Regions from separate parts of the Homo sapiens genome. Here region 2 is linked to region 1. Evidence: chromatin contacts called from ENCODE Hi-C or POLR2A ChIA-PET data. All regions are on one chromosome and are shown on one strand. Each heading gives the region's core, a stretch centred on a gene start or an enhancer-like site at or near the end of the contact. The rest is flanking DNA. Distances are from core to core; before and after follow the strand shown.

Region 1 (6,944 bases), core at 1,272-3,771:
GCACTTGCCTGTAATCCCAGCTACCTGGGAGACTGAAGCAGGACAATCTTGAGCCCAGGAGGCGGAGGTTGCAGTGAGCCGAGATCACACCACTGCACTATAGCCTGGGCGACAGAGTGAGACTCTGTCTCAAAAAATAAATAAATACAATAACATAAAATAAAATTAGAGGTAGGGCGCGGTGGCTCATGCCTGTAATCCCAGCACTTTGGGAGGCCGAGGCGGGCAGACCACAAGGTCAGGAGATTGAGACCATCCTGGCTAACACGGCGAAATACTGTCTGTACTAAAAAAAATACAAAAAATTAGCCGGGCATGGTGGCAGGCGCCTGTAGTCCCAGCTACTCGGGAGGCTGAGGCAGAAGAATGGCGGGAACCCAGGAGGTGGAGCTTGCAGTGAGCCGAGATGGTGCCACTGTACTCCAGCCTGGGCAACAGGGCAAGACTCTGTCTCAAAAAAATAAAATAAATAAAATAAAATTAGATTAAAACACTGTTCGGGCTACTTGTGGTTTGACTGTTTCATTCCCTATTGTCTTAATTATTCTTAACAACAGCCTTTTTAATGGATTGAAAGTATCCCATCAAATGAACAAGCCATAATTAAATCAACCAATCCCCTAATATTTGTCCTTCAGGCTGGTTCCCAATTTTCACTGTCATAAATACAGTTGCAATGAACATCTTTGTGCCTGGCTGGAGATACCCTTTTTATACATTCTGAAGAGTAGAAGTTAAAGGGCATGAGAGTGTTATGATGCCTGTAGAGGTGTCCTCTAAAACTTGGAGATGACTTTGGTTTGGTTTCAGGTAGGAACTCCATTTGGTTTAGAATACTGGCATTCCTGATGCCACTCAAATCCCTCCATGTCCTCCACTAGCACTGCACCAAGAGTCTCTCACGTCAGCAGGTTCTGATGTTTATCAGTCCATTCTGGGTAGCCAAGAAACTACACATGGCATTGAAATCTGGCAAGGCACAAGGCTCCCTTGGGTGCTTTTCTGGTTAGATGGTTGACTGACAGTGAAATTTCCCTCATAGATGCTTGATTATGGGCAGTTCCTTCCATCTGCTCAGCCACCTTCTTATGCCACCAGAATTTGCTGAAAATATTTGGGTTATGATTCATTTTGCATATCCCTCCTTGTCCTGGACTTTTACGATTAGGATCCCAAGTTTTGAAGCTCAGCAGGAAAGGCGAAAGCTCTCTTTTTTTTTTTGTTTTTTTTGAGACAGAGTTTTTGTTCTTGTTGCCCAGGCTACAGTGCAATGGCACGATCTCAGCACACCGCAACCTCCACCTCCCAGGTTCAAGCGGTTCTCCTGCCTCAGCCTCCCGAGTAGCTGGGATTACAGGCACCTACCACCACGCCCCGCTAATTTTTTGTATTTTTAGTAGAGACGGGGTTTCTCCACGTTGGTCAGACTGGTGTCAAACTCCCGACCTCAGGTGATCTGCCTGCCTCGGCCTCCCAAAGTGCTGGAATTACAGGCGTGAGCCGCCACGCCCAGCCAAGGCAAAGGCTGTGTAACTGTGGGACTTGCAGTTCTACACTTTCCCCAGGCCTCAATTCCTTGAAATCTAAGTGAGGTAACTGGCCTGGGTGCCACTGACAACCAGTTCCAGCCCTCACACTGCATCTCCACCAAATTTCTGGTGGGCTCCCAGGTGGCTGTTCACCTTCGCTTCGTGAGACAGATGAAAGCCTGGAAACAGCAACGCCTCTTGTTTATGGGCAGAGATGACCCTGTTTGAACTCTCATGTGGAAGCCAAAGGTCTTAGTCACTGGTTTAGGAAGTCGGGGGCAGGTAATGACATCTGTTTGGGCATATCTAATCACTGTTTTGGTTTCTAATGACAGTCCTTCAAATAGAGGGCTATAAATCAAGTGGCCCCGGGCTCATGGAGGCCCCCCAGGGGGCTGGATGGTTCTATCAGGTTCTGCCTGCCATCTGATTTCTTCACCCTCCTCCACTGCAGAGATCCTCAGGCTCCATGCTTCTGATCCACAGCCACACACCTGGATAAACGTGGGTTAAGAGTAGGTGCCTCCAACTGCATTTACAACATAATTGATGCGGCCTTACAAACTATTTGATGTCCAAACCCCATCCTTCACCGGGCCTACCAGGCGAGGCTAGTGGAGGTGAGAAGCCTCACAATCCATGTTTTTTAATGCATCCGAGTTATTCCAAAGCAAAGGGTATTTCTTTCCCCTTTTGCTCCTCTAATTGATGCAGCTGTTGCCTAGCCTCATCTGCATTAAGCTAAATATTATGTTTTTGTAACGTTTTTGATCTTTATTAATTATAGCGCAGGAAAGCTGACAAAAGCAACCTGTCTCTTTAATATAAACAAGATTAATTGCACAGTTCCTGCAGAAAATGAACTACCAGCAGTTTAACAAAAAATGTTTGTCTTTAAGCAGCCCTTTGGATTAAAAAAAAATCAAAACTGTTACAGGAAGTGCCAAAGCTGCCAAATTACCATGCCCGTGAGCCTCACCCTCATTATCAGACTAAACGAACGCACACACCCCTGCACTTTCATCCTCCTCCAGGCCCAGGAGAAAGAAAGGCGGGAGAGAAAAAAAGGGCCTTTATACAAAGAAGTGTCTCTGAAGTCTGGAATGCACCCTGGCTGTTTGAAGACAAGATTTATACCTGACACCTTTCCTTAAGCTCACTGTTGAGACTCGCCTGTTTTCAAATCAACCGCAGACTGGCTGCTTGAGGTACTTCAGCTCGTAACGACCACATAATCTAAGATAAATACACAGGGAATTGCTATCACTTTCATTAATAACCATGAAATAGTTATTCCTTCAGCAGGAAAAAAAAAACAAAAAACAAAAAACAAAAAAAACCCCAGGGCAGTGCCTTCCAGGAGCTGAGGCAGAAGGCTCACAAGGGTGCGTTTGTTCAGGCAGGGGGCAGAACAGGGGGGCATGGCAAGACCCTGGACCCAGGACGCACAGTAGAGAGGGCAGAAGGACGGTGGGAGGGCACCCCATGGCCGCCCTATTGCTCGGGACAGCTAGCTCCCTTAGCAATGGCAGAGCCAGGAGTCAGTCTCTGTAGTTAAGAAGCCCAAGTCCAGCTCTCAGGCCTTTGCAGGTGACTTCTGTTGGAACACCCCTAGATATCTGGCCCAGGAGACCTAAAGCTCAAGCGCAAGGCTTCTGATTTTGTTGAATGTTGTGACTGGATGTGAATGAATTCTGTTGAATGTTACAGCCACTTGGAAGTGTCAGCCAGAGATAGTGGGCTCTCCAGGCTCATGGCTGGCTGGGAAAAGGCACCAAGTTTGGGGCAGGTGACAACACAGTTCATGAGAGAACCTGGGAGCCACATCCACATCATGGAATGCCACTTCCCTGCAAGTCCTCAAGAAGTGGCCTCCATGGCTAGTGGCTGAGGCCATTGGAATTGGCACCCATGAAGAACGGGACACTGTGCTCCCAAAATCATGCTTAGAAAGTGGGTTAGAGCCAGAAAAACGTGTATCAACACCAGTTCTCTGTGGCTTCCCGTGAATTCCTGACTCTGGAACAGCTAGAATCGTGACTAATGGAGTGTATATGGGGCATGCTGGTGGCAGGTGGCCCGAGGAAAGCCAAGGCTTCAGTAAAGCTGATGGGGCCATTGCAAGGCCAAGTTTGTGCAGAGGGGCTGATGATGGCCTATGAAGCCCTGTGGTCTGCGATCTGGGAACTCTTACAGCCTGGTGGATGGAGAGATGACCTGGTGTTGGAGATTTGTTTTCCCAAAGAGCAAGACATGCAGCAGAGAAATCAGAGCTCCCCAGTGTCTGTAATGCAGGGGACGCTGGGCTGTGACTTGGGGTTCTCCCTGATCCAACCCAGTTCAGGTCCTCCTGGGTCTTTCATGAGCAGAATATTGCATCTTTCAATGCTTTGTTTCTCTGTGATGCTTAAAACCTGTGCCAAGATGACTCAGGTTGTCAGGTTTCCAAGGGACCTGGTTCTCACAGCAGTCATGGGGCTGAGGGGAGCTGGGGCCTCACACACCCTTGGGGCTCCAGCCAGGCCAGTGCCGGCTGTGGCATGCGCCCTGGGACTCAGCTCTGGATGCCCGGTGAATGGCTGCTGGGGCCGTGGGCAGTGGAGATTTCGCCTTTCCCCAGCGTATGAGAGCCAAATGTCTACAGGGGATTCAGGAGCTTGATGAGGAGTGCTGGCTGAAAATGAGAAAGATATGTCTTCTGAGACACCAGCTTTTCCACAGGTCTCTCAAGAAACTCAAGCCTTCTCTAAAAATACTCGCACATACATACAAGCACACACATATCCAAGTGAAACCAACACTTGCCCTACACAACATTCTCCATCCTAGACCATGTTACACAGTGCTATACCACATGGTCCCTTTCCATTTAAAACATGCTAGTCTGCAGCCACTCAGTCAATGTCATGATGCACTAACGTGGCCACGGTGGCTCTGAGAAAGCAGTGCCCTCCAAAGAGGGAAGCTGGGTGCTGGCCTGTCCACCCTGCACACCCTGTGGCTGGGTCCACTGATAGTACAGGGTGCTAAGAGGAGCGGGGTGGGGATCCCAGCCCTGGCTCAGTCTGGCCTGGGTGTCCTGGCAACCACCAGTTCTCCCCGGGGCTGCAGTTTCTCTATTTGTCCACAAGAGCCTCAAACTGAGGATCCCCCAAGGTTTTAACTCTGTTTTTAGGAGCTGGTTTGACACTTTCCTAGGAGATTGTCTGAACAAAAAAAGTGCTCACTGCCTCAGAATGTTTAGTGGAGGGTGGTCTATGTTCTCAAGACGCTCTTGCTGATGAATGCCTCTATGGGTTCACCTGTGGTGCTCCCCCCAAAAACAGGATACCAGAATTTCTCAGATCAGGCAAAGAATAAGTATAATCTGGAATGTTTGGAAGGTGGGGGCATGAGGAGCCAGGGCAGGGTGCACACCTGTCTCTGCTGCCCCGTCAGCCAGCAGAAAAGTGGACAACAACTTCCACCACGCTGGCTCTGTCACTGATAGGTTTTTACATTTTTTTTCATATTTTCCTGATTGTAAAAACACTACTAATTGTAAAGAAGTTTTCAAACATGTAAAAGTATAAAGAAGAAAACTAAAAATCACTGCTGGTCCTACCATATGGAAACATTATTGAGATTTTGATATATTTCCTTTTACTATGTATAGATATATAGATATATCATAAGGAGTCATATCGTATATTGAGTTTTGTATCCTGTTTGCTTAATGATTTAATGAGCCTCTTCATTTGAAATATTCTTCAGGAACATGGCTATATAGTATTCCACCATGTGGATGTACCAAGAGTATCCCCTAAGGCTGGACATTCGACTTTATTTCAAAGTTTTTCACTATTATAATGAACGCCACAACGTACATAAAAGACACAGTGGATAGACTTCTAATTATTTCCTTACAATAGAGTCCCAGTGGTAGAACTGTTGGGTCAGAGGCCAGGCGTATAAATGAGTGGTGGGTGAGCACGCATGGATGCAGAAATGCTCGGCCACCTCCCGACCAGCACTGGAGCAGACCCTGCAGAGTGGCCCCCGCTGCAGAGCCTCTGGGCCTGGCCCTGACTGGGTTTTGGAGGCCCAGACAGAAAAAGAAGACTGACCATAATTTTTAATGAAAGGGTAAAGAACCAGATTCAGGAAAGGGAACAGTTGCCAGTCCTTTCCCTCCTAAATAATTAAGAGGGGGAGACACACTGCAGCCTGGAGGCCTCTGCCCCCAGGACCCACCAGTCTAGGCTGACCTCCCCTCACTCACTCAAGGGCATCTGGCACACCCACCACCAGTGGAGGCAGGCAGGGAGGAGCCAGCATTGGAGCACAGCTTCTCTGGGACCAGCCACCCTCCTTGGCTGCCCTGCCCTGCTCACAGCCAGGCCCTCTTCAGAGGGAGGTAGAGCTCCTGGTTCCCGCTGCCTACATCAGATTTACATGCTGAAGGTTGAACTGCTCTTTTGGTTATGGACGTTCTGCAAAAACAGACATTTACATTAAAAAAGCACTCACTGGCAGATGGTGTTATTGTTACGTTTTCTTTTCTGAAACTCTATGGTCAGAACACATTCATTCTGATGCAAGGGGCCTTGGGCTCAGCTCAGCCTTGGGTGGGTGCGGAAAAGCCTGGGGAGGCTTCCTGGAAGAGGTGAGAAGTGATCAGCCCATGTGTTGGGTCTTTTAACCTGCTGCTGCTCTCTCGTGACCTGAGCCTGGGGAGGGAGACCCTTGCTTCACACTAATGGCCCCTGTGCTGGAAATGAATGGAAGCAGTGAGTCCATAGCAAGCATAGCTGGGCCAACTCTCATTTTTCCAAGTTAATATTTGTAAGAAAAACTCTAGCTGTGTTCAGGGAAATCAAAGAGGGGAAGCGCAGCTGTAAGATAAGTCATGAGCTGTTTCTCCCAACACCTCTCCCAGAATCTAACAGTTTGGATAAAATCCTGGAGAGACTTTTTTCCCTGTGTAAATCACAGAAGGAAATCCACAAAGATGTCCAAGTGAGACTGTGAACTCTGGTAGGGTAGCATGTGGCGCCCTGTCTAGGCAGCCTCTCAGCCTTTCCTTAGGGTTCCCTGATGGCAGATGGCGCATTGCAGATTGCGCTGAGATGCTCGGACGCTCTCACAGCCTTTCACACATGTGAACCAACGTTCATTCGCAGGAAAATCTTATGAAATAGGTAGGTTGTGTTGTCCCTGTCTTACAGGTAATGAAATGGAGGATTAAAGAGTTTGGGATAATTGTCAAAGCTCAAATAGCCAATAAGTGATGAAAAAGGAACACAATCGGCCAGACGCGGTGGCTCACGCCTGTAATCCCAGCACTTTGGGAGGCCGAGGCTGGTGGATCATGAGGTCAGGAGATCGAGACCATCCTGGCGAACACAGTGAAACCCTGTCTCTACTAAAAATACA
Region 2 (6,944 bases), core at 1,599-4,098, 73 kb after region 1:
CTGCAGTGAGCCATGATCATGCCACTGCACTCCACTCTGGGTGACAGAGTGAGACCCTGTCTCAAAAGAAATAAATAAAATAAAAACATATTGTTCGATTTTAAATGCTAAACCATAATTGACACCTGAGCCTCAGGGCTAATGGAAAGTACAAAGTGCATGCTGGGCCACGGCCCTTACCTCCACTGAAGGAAGAGCCTTACACCAAGAAGGTAGGCCCTGCTGCTGCACCCTGGCTTCCCCGTTGCTGGGAGGCCTGTCTCCACACGCCACCCTCAGGCCCTCCTGCACAGTGGCTCATGGTGGCTGACACACTGTATTTGAGGGTGACAGTCCTTGCATCAACATCTGGACAGTGCTGAATGCTGTTTCAATCTCCTCTGCTGTGCCCTAAGCATCCGATCCCAACAGCCCTCACTTAGAGGAGTGCTCTGACCTATTCCACAGGCCCTCCGAGGGTGGCAGACATGCACCCAAATGAGTAGCTTAAGTCAGTAGGCCCGGTTCTTGCCCTTCCCCCACACATATCTTGCCCCTCCTACACCTTGACCCTGGACCTAAAGCAGCAGAACAGAGCTTAGAGGTCATCGGGTCTAAGCCCCACTCCTGTCTTCCAGAGCAGCCTCACACTCTCAGGATCTGTGTGGCTGTCAGGGACTGTGAGGGCCAACTGAGAATGCATGTGTGAATCTGGCTGTCACGACTTTAGTTGTGATTGTTTATTTATTTATTTGTTTGTTTATTTATTTATTTATTTAGTAGAGACAGGATTTTGCCATATTGCCCAGGCTGGTCTCAAACTCCTGGGCTCAAGCAATCTTCCCACCTCAGCCTCCTAAAGTGCTGGGATTACAGGCGTGAGGCACTGTGCCCGGCCTATGTGATTGTTTATTTCTTTAGCCCTCACCTCATTCTAAACTACAAAAATAAATAAAATAAATAAATAAATAAATAAGGTTTAAGGCAAGATTATTGTTATTACTGTTAATAGGACACCTGGGCCCTTTCCTCCTTCATGTCAACACTGAGTCTATGGAGTCCCTCCCCATCCCAGCCCCCATTCACCCCCATGGCCGCAGCTGCTGGGTTCTGCCTTGGCCACTCCTCCAAGTTCCTTCCATAAAGCTAGTAAAGCATCCAGGAGAGGGATGATGAGGGACCATGTGTAAATGGGAGAAACTTCATTAGGGTAAGGAAGGCATGGGAATCTGGAGGTGGGAAACCATGATGTGGCTGACACTGATGCCTGAAGTTATTGAAGGGTGCCTCAGCCCTCCTGGGAAGCAGCAGCTCAGTGTGTGTCTGTCCGTTTCCAAGGGAAAACCTGGTCCTCTCAATGAGGGGAAAGAGGAGATTCTGCAGCATGTGTGTCCCTGCCGGGCAAACTTTACAGCATCAGGCTCCAAAAGTAGAGCAGGGTGACCCTGGGGAGCCCTCCCTCCTTCCTCGGCCTGGGATGCCTGCCTGCTGCCTGTGCTGTCTCCTCTGTTCCCCTCTCCTTTCCTGGCTGGAACAGCTGCAGGACAGGGCCCCCCGGCAGCCATCATCCAGCCTTTCATCTCTATCCTTGTCTCCAGCCTTGCCAGCAACTTAAGCCTAATCATTGCACAATGAAAGGCTGTTTCTCTCAAATGGATGCAGACATCCTTAGCCTTCAGGGGCAGCCTCTTATTTTGCTCACAGATAAGGCTGTTTATTTTAAAGAAATACTATACTAATAACCCTCTTGACTTGACAAGGATCCTGGTTGCTATCTCTGTATTGATGGATTGATTGATTCATTCATTCAGTAAGCATTTACTGAGTGCCAGTTCGAGTGTGTGGGTGAGTCTTAGATTTACTGCCTCCTTGACATCATTCTTTAGAAAGAATTCTTTGACTCTAACTTTTGTTTGCTACCTCAGAATGTTCTGCCTATGCAAAGAACAGTTTCAAATCAACCTGGATTCGAGAGCTCATGAAACTGATCCTCAGCCTTCATTTTCAGCCTTTTCCTCAATCCTCCCCTGCACAGCCAGCTGGCTCAGCACTCTCCCCAGCAGGCCATGCGCTCAAGTGCTTTACCTTCAACATTTTCCCACTGAAGACCCAGCCTTCTCCTCTAGCCAAATTATGGTATGCTACGTAAAATTCCTTAGAATTCTATTTTAAGTGAATTTCACGTAAGTAAAGCCCATTGTTAATGTCATTGGAAAGGTTATTTTTAAATGAAGAGGTGTGCCATACCCTGCCAAATGTGATAATGTGTATAGTAGCACCTAGCACAGTGCCTGGTGCATTCTGGATAGACAGTAAATATGACCTGAATGAATGAAAGAATGGGCCTCACTGTCTGATGGGATGAGGCTCCCTGAGAAGGAGTGGGGAGTGGTGGCCTCTTTGAGGATGACCAGCAGGCTGTTAAGCAGAAGGCTCCTTCTAGAATTGTACTTTCCTGAGTACCTAGGACCAGCTTGGGGCCCCTCAGGCATCTGAATTTTTGGACCACTTTGGTTTATATAACCCACTTCTTATCCAGGTTCTGTCTCTTGACAGTTTTTGTTGTTGTTGTTGTTGTTTGTTTGTTTTCTAGGTCTCACTATGTTGCCCAGGCTGGTCTTGAACTCCTGGGCTCAAGCAGTCCTTCTGCCTCGGCCTCCAGAGTAGCTGGGACCACAGGTGCACCACACCCGACTTTGGCAGTTTTTTAACATCTCCCAAGTCTTTATTTTCTTGGTAAAATGGTTTAATAATTGGTATATATACTCATAACTAGTACACAGACTAACACAGTGTGCATGTATACCACCATCAGTGTCATCTGCACCTTTTGTCTCACTGACTCATGGTAAGACACGGAGCGCTCCACGAGGGGACGCCATGTGTGGAGATGCTGGAGTCTAAGGGTATTGTGATTGGGCAATGGTAAGAACTCCGGGTCCCTAAGTCCATTCCTGCTGCTACAACAAAACACCTTAGAGAGTAATTTATAAATAGCCATTTCCTTTTCACCGTGCTGGAGGCTGGAAGTCCACCATCAAGGTGTCAGCAGTGAGGGGGGCCTGTTCCTCACAGATGGGGGCTTCTTGATGGGTGCTGGCTGACTCAGCACAGATGGGGGCTCTGATGTGGCAGGGGTGGGGTAGAGACGGGAACGCTCTGCAGAAGGAGCGGAAGGGAGGAAACAGCTTCCTCCAGCCTTCTTATAAGGTTATCAGCCCCGTTCCCCTTACGACGGAATCACTTCCCTGGAGGCCCCCTCTTACTACTGTTGCACCGGGGACTGGGCTTCAATCAGTAGCAGCAGGGGATGCGCGCTCAGACCCAGCAGTCGGCTCTGCCCGCCTCGCCGGGCTGCACCGAGTCCGCGGGTCTCTAGCGCACGGCCTGGCCCCACGTGCGGCGAGGAGGGCGCAGTGAAGTTCTGCTGTGTGCACCCCCTGCAGCTCGGCCGGGAAGCGCCCGCTGGAGGAACGGAGAGCGCCGCTTCAGCGTCGGCCACGTGGGCCGGGCTCTGCCGGTGGCAACCTGGACGCGCTGCGGGCGCCGGCGAGACCTGCGCCAACGCCTACCTCCGGGCCACAGGCGGGATAAAGCTGCCCCACTTTGCCCCCAGCGAAGAGAACCCTCCTTCCTCTAAGTATTTTCTTCAGCAACTAAGCTTTTCTGTTTGCTCAATTTCTTGTCCCGTGAGCGCTACCACCCACCCCCCGCCACCTTCTTCCCCTCCCCCCACATCCGTTCACTCTCTTTGACCTTTTGCCAAAACTCTGAACGCTCGCTGCCCTCCCTCCCATTTCCTCACCGCGTTTCAGGAGCTGTAAGTTCTTGGTGTTCAAACCCCCTACGGTTACGTAAACAGAACTCTGCAGTTATCTTCTTTCCCTTTCTTCGGAGCTTTGTTTTCAAGTTCATTAGAGACTTCCTGTGGGTGTAATTACCGCTCTGCAGTTTTGAGCGCTGCCCACCTTCCCCCTGTTTTGTTAAAAATGTCATAGATCTTTGGAGATTTCTTTCACTTCTAAAGTTATTACCTGTCTGCCTGCACATCAATCTTGTTGATTTTATTTCAGGGCATTTTCCGGAGTGAACTTCTGCATAGCGATTTTTTTTGTCCCTCCCCACCCCCTCTTTGTTTTGCAGGAAGGTGAAATAAGACAGAAGAAAAGGGTTAGAACTTTAGAACTCCAGGACCCAACCTCAGTCCTTTCAAGCACCGTCTGCAAACAGATGCTGTGCTAGACTCAGCACCCTGTCTGGTGAAACTGCTCCTTGGGGTGACATCGGTCGAATGTGTGAGAGGCTTCAGCGGATGCCCTGACTTTTACACCATGGAAGGGCTTTCTCCTCACTCTCCATTCTTCATCCCACTCCATCCATGCGCTTTCTCCCCTCCCCATGGGGTGGGGTGGGGGAGTCTTTCCTCCAGCTGAGAGCAGAGGCCTTGGCCAACTAGATGTGTCTTCTGGGATTTCACAGTCGGGCCACCTCTCACCTCTTGCACAGGCTGGTGGGTTAAATGAAACTCCTGTAGCAACTCACAGAGCATTTGATTTAAAGCTAAGATTTATAGGAACTCACAAGTCAGAATGGAACAATAATTTCCCTCCGGTTGCACTGCCACTACTGAGGAGCAATCGCCTAATTCCACACAGAGTTTGCTGATTCTGTGGGCCTAACAGAGAACTCCAGATGGGCAACTAGGAGCTAAGAAGTGCATCCTATGTCACCAGGAGCTAATTTTCCCTGGATTTTCAAAGAGGCCTCATATTTGACCCATGTCATGGCAGGGTGAAATATAAGTCCTTCCTGAACCCTTGGAAGCTGAACGTTGTGGACATCAGCCATGGGAAATACATTTCCTTTAAACTGATCACCAGGCCTTAGTATGATCCATGCCTTGAGTGGACAGAGACCTTTCATGTTTGGTCATTACTCAGCCAGACACTTCTCTGAGAGGTGATGACTTCCCTAGGAAGGAATAACAAAGCCCCTTTCAGGCTGTTGATGGGCCCTGTCCACTTTAATTTTGCATTCAGCCTCGCTCATTTCTGTGAGCTGAGATTTTGATTATTCTGATTTCCACGACTCCTTTTGTGAAACAGAGACACTGAGGTGAATGCACGGGCCCAGTCCCCTCCTTTTTGAGTGTGCCCTCGGAAGCAGAGGCAGGTGGTGTTGCCGAAACACCCAGGTTCTGTCTAGGTCCTGCCGCTCCCTGCACAGAAAGCCAATCACAGAGATGACAAGTATTGCCAAGGAAGAAGGCTTTAATCAGGTGCTGTAGCTGAGAAGATGGGAGCCCAGTCTCAAATCCATCTCCCCATCCACCTAAAACTAGGGGTTTATACACCAGGGAAGAAAGATAACAGTGTGTAAGAAAACAGGAACTACGGAGGGGCAAGGAAGCAGTCACAATGTAGGGTATCTCATTGTCTGGATGTGTTGATCTGGTGAGTTTCCCTTCTTTGATGATACTTTTTTTTTGAGAGGCGGTGGCTCATGCCTGTAATCCCAGCACTTTGGGAGGCTGAGGCGGGTGGATCATTTGAGGTCAGGAGTTCGAGACCAGCCTGGCCAACATGGTGAAACCCCGTCTCTACTAAAAATACAAAAAAAATGAGCCAGGTGTGGTGGCGGGCACCTGTAGTCCCAGCAATTCGGGAGGCTGAGGCACGAGAATTGCTTGAACCCAGGAGGCAGAGGCTGCAGTGAGCCGAGATTGCACCACTGCACTTCAGCCTGGCGACAGAGGGAGACCCTGACTCCAAAAAAAAAAAAAAAGGTAAGGTTCAGCCAGGTGTGTTGGCTGACGCCTGTAATCCCAGCACTTTGGGAGGCCAGGTGGGTGGATCACGAGGATCACAAGGTCAAGAGATGGAGAACATCCTGGCAAACATGGTGAAACCCCATCTCTACTAAAAATACAAAAAATTAGCCGGGTGTGGTGGCAGGCACCTATAGTCCCAGCTACTCGGGAGGCTGAGGCAGGAGAATATCACTTGAACCCGGGAGGTGGAGGTTGGAGTGAGCCAAGAGTGTGCCACTGCACTCCAGCCTGGAGACACAGTGAGACTCCATCTCAAAAAAAAAAAAAAAAAAAAAAAAAAGGAAGGTTCAAACTTTAGAACCAGAAGGGTCAATTTCTACGTTTATCCAAAAAACTATTTATGGGACTATTGGGTCAATTTCAGTGGGAGGCCCCAGGGCCATGCCCCAGAGGAAGAGACTGGCGTTTAGGGAATGAAAGCACAGGGAAGTGAGGAACGTGGAGTATTGCAGAGCCAAGCTGAGGGGCTATGGCAAGAGAGGCGAAGAAGAAAGACAAAGCAGCAAGCCAGCAGGCAGAGGGAGGCACAGTGAGGCAAAAGCTGGTTCTGGAGCCACCATGTAAGCAAATTCAGCTCCTTTTACACCTGGCTCAGGCCACTTCATGGAGCTAAGGTGGGGCCGGGTGCCCCATCTTCATCATCCTGTACTCCTAGATTCATTGCAAATAGTTTGTTCTGAGTTTTAGGGCCTTCTGGGATGAATGAGGGGGGTGGTACCCCATTCTTTGCCCACCATAAGCAGCAGAGAAGGCCTCCTCAAAAACCCTGGGGGCTTAGGTAAAACCCCTCTCCTGTACAGAGCACACTGTGAGTGTTCAATAACCAGTCATGGTTAGATTATCCAAAAGATTATCCAAAAGCCCATGCAGGAGGAGAGGGTATGAAAAGGGCATGGGAAATATTACAGAGAAGTGAGGGGGCACATTTAAAGAAAAAAGAAAAGGAGACAAGAATGGGGCTTAGGTAGGTCTGACACTTGGTGGGGGCCATTAGCCAGAGGACCCAGTGCTGGAGAGCTATCCCTGGTTTGTGAGGAGTTACTGGTTAGATAACCTCCCTAGATTGGACTATCCAGAAGGATCAGCATGGTACACGTATGTTTTTTGTAAGATATTGTAAGACATCATTTGTTAG

Evidence for each region. Hi-C counts contacts between places; a loop is a spot of excess contacts on that map. ChIA-PET counts read pairs that join two places held with the same protein, here RNA polymerase II (POLR2A). Pooled maps may share reads with other maps.
Region 2: a map of CD4-positive, alpha-beta T cell shows a loop between it and region 1 (5-fold over the local background). The contact joins two enhancer-like sites. A Hi-C loop is called at or near these places in 4 of 168 maps with a recorded cell type or tissue (CD4-positive, alpha-beta T cell, CD8-positive, alpha-beta T cell, GM12878 and 1 more) and 7 of 50 pooled maps. POLR2A ChIA-PET finds 5 or more read pairs at or near these places in 10 of 52 experiments (CD4-positive, alpha-beta T cell, CD4-positive, alpha-beta memory T cell, CD8-positive, alpha-beta T cell and 7 more).

What each region holds. Positions count from the first base shown.
Region 1 is chr2:108,955,575-108,962,518 of GRCh38, forward strand. All of the region lies in intron 1 of EDAR (ectodysplasin A receptor), which reads right to left. It also overlaps a transcript of RANBP2 not described here. Among named protein-coding and RNA genes, the nearest start is that of EDAR, 30 kb to the right of the region's middle. RefSeq lists an enhancer at 1,388-2,587. Within about 2 kb of position 2,522, at least 5 of the 41 ENCODE cell types and tissues checked have a DNase peak (open chromatin) inside an H3K27ac peak, as active enhancers do; they include CD4-positive, alpha-beta T cell and CD8-positive, alpha-beta T cell, where a contact is called at or near this core.
Region 2 is chr2:109,028,208-109,035,151 of GRCh38, forward strand. It overlaps a transcript of RANBP2 not described here. Among named protein-coding and RNA genes, the nearest start is that of EDAR, 42 kb to the left of the region's middle. Within about 2 kb of position 2,849, at least 9 of the 41 ENCODE cell types and tissues checked have a DNase peak (open chromatin) inside an H3K27ac peak, as active enhancers do; they include CD4-positive, alpha-beta T cell and CD8-positive, alpha-beta T cell, where a contact is called at or near this core.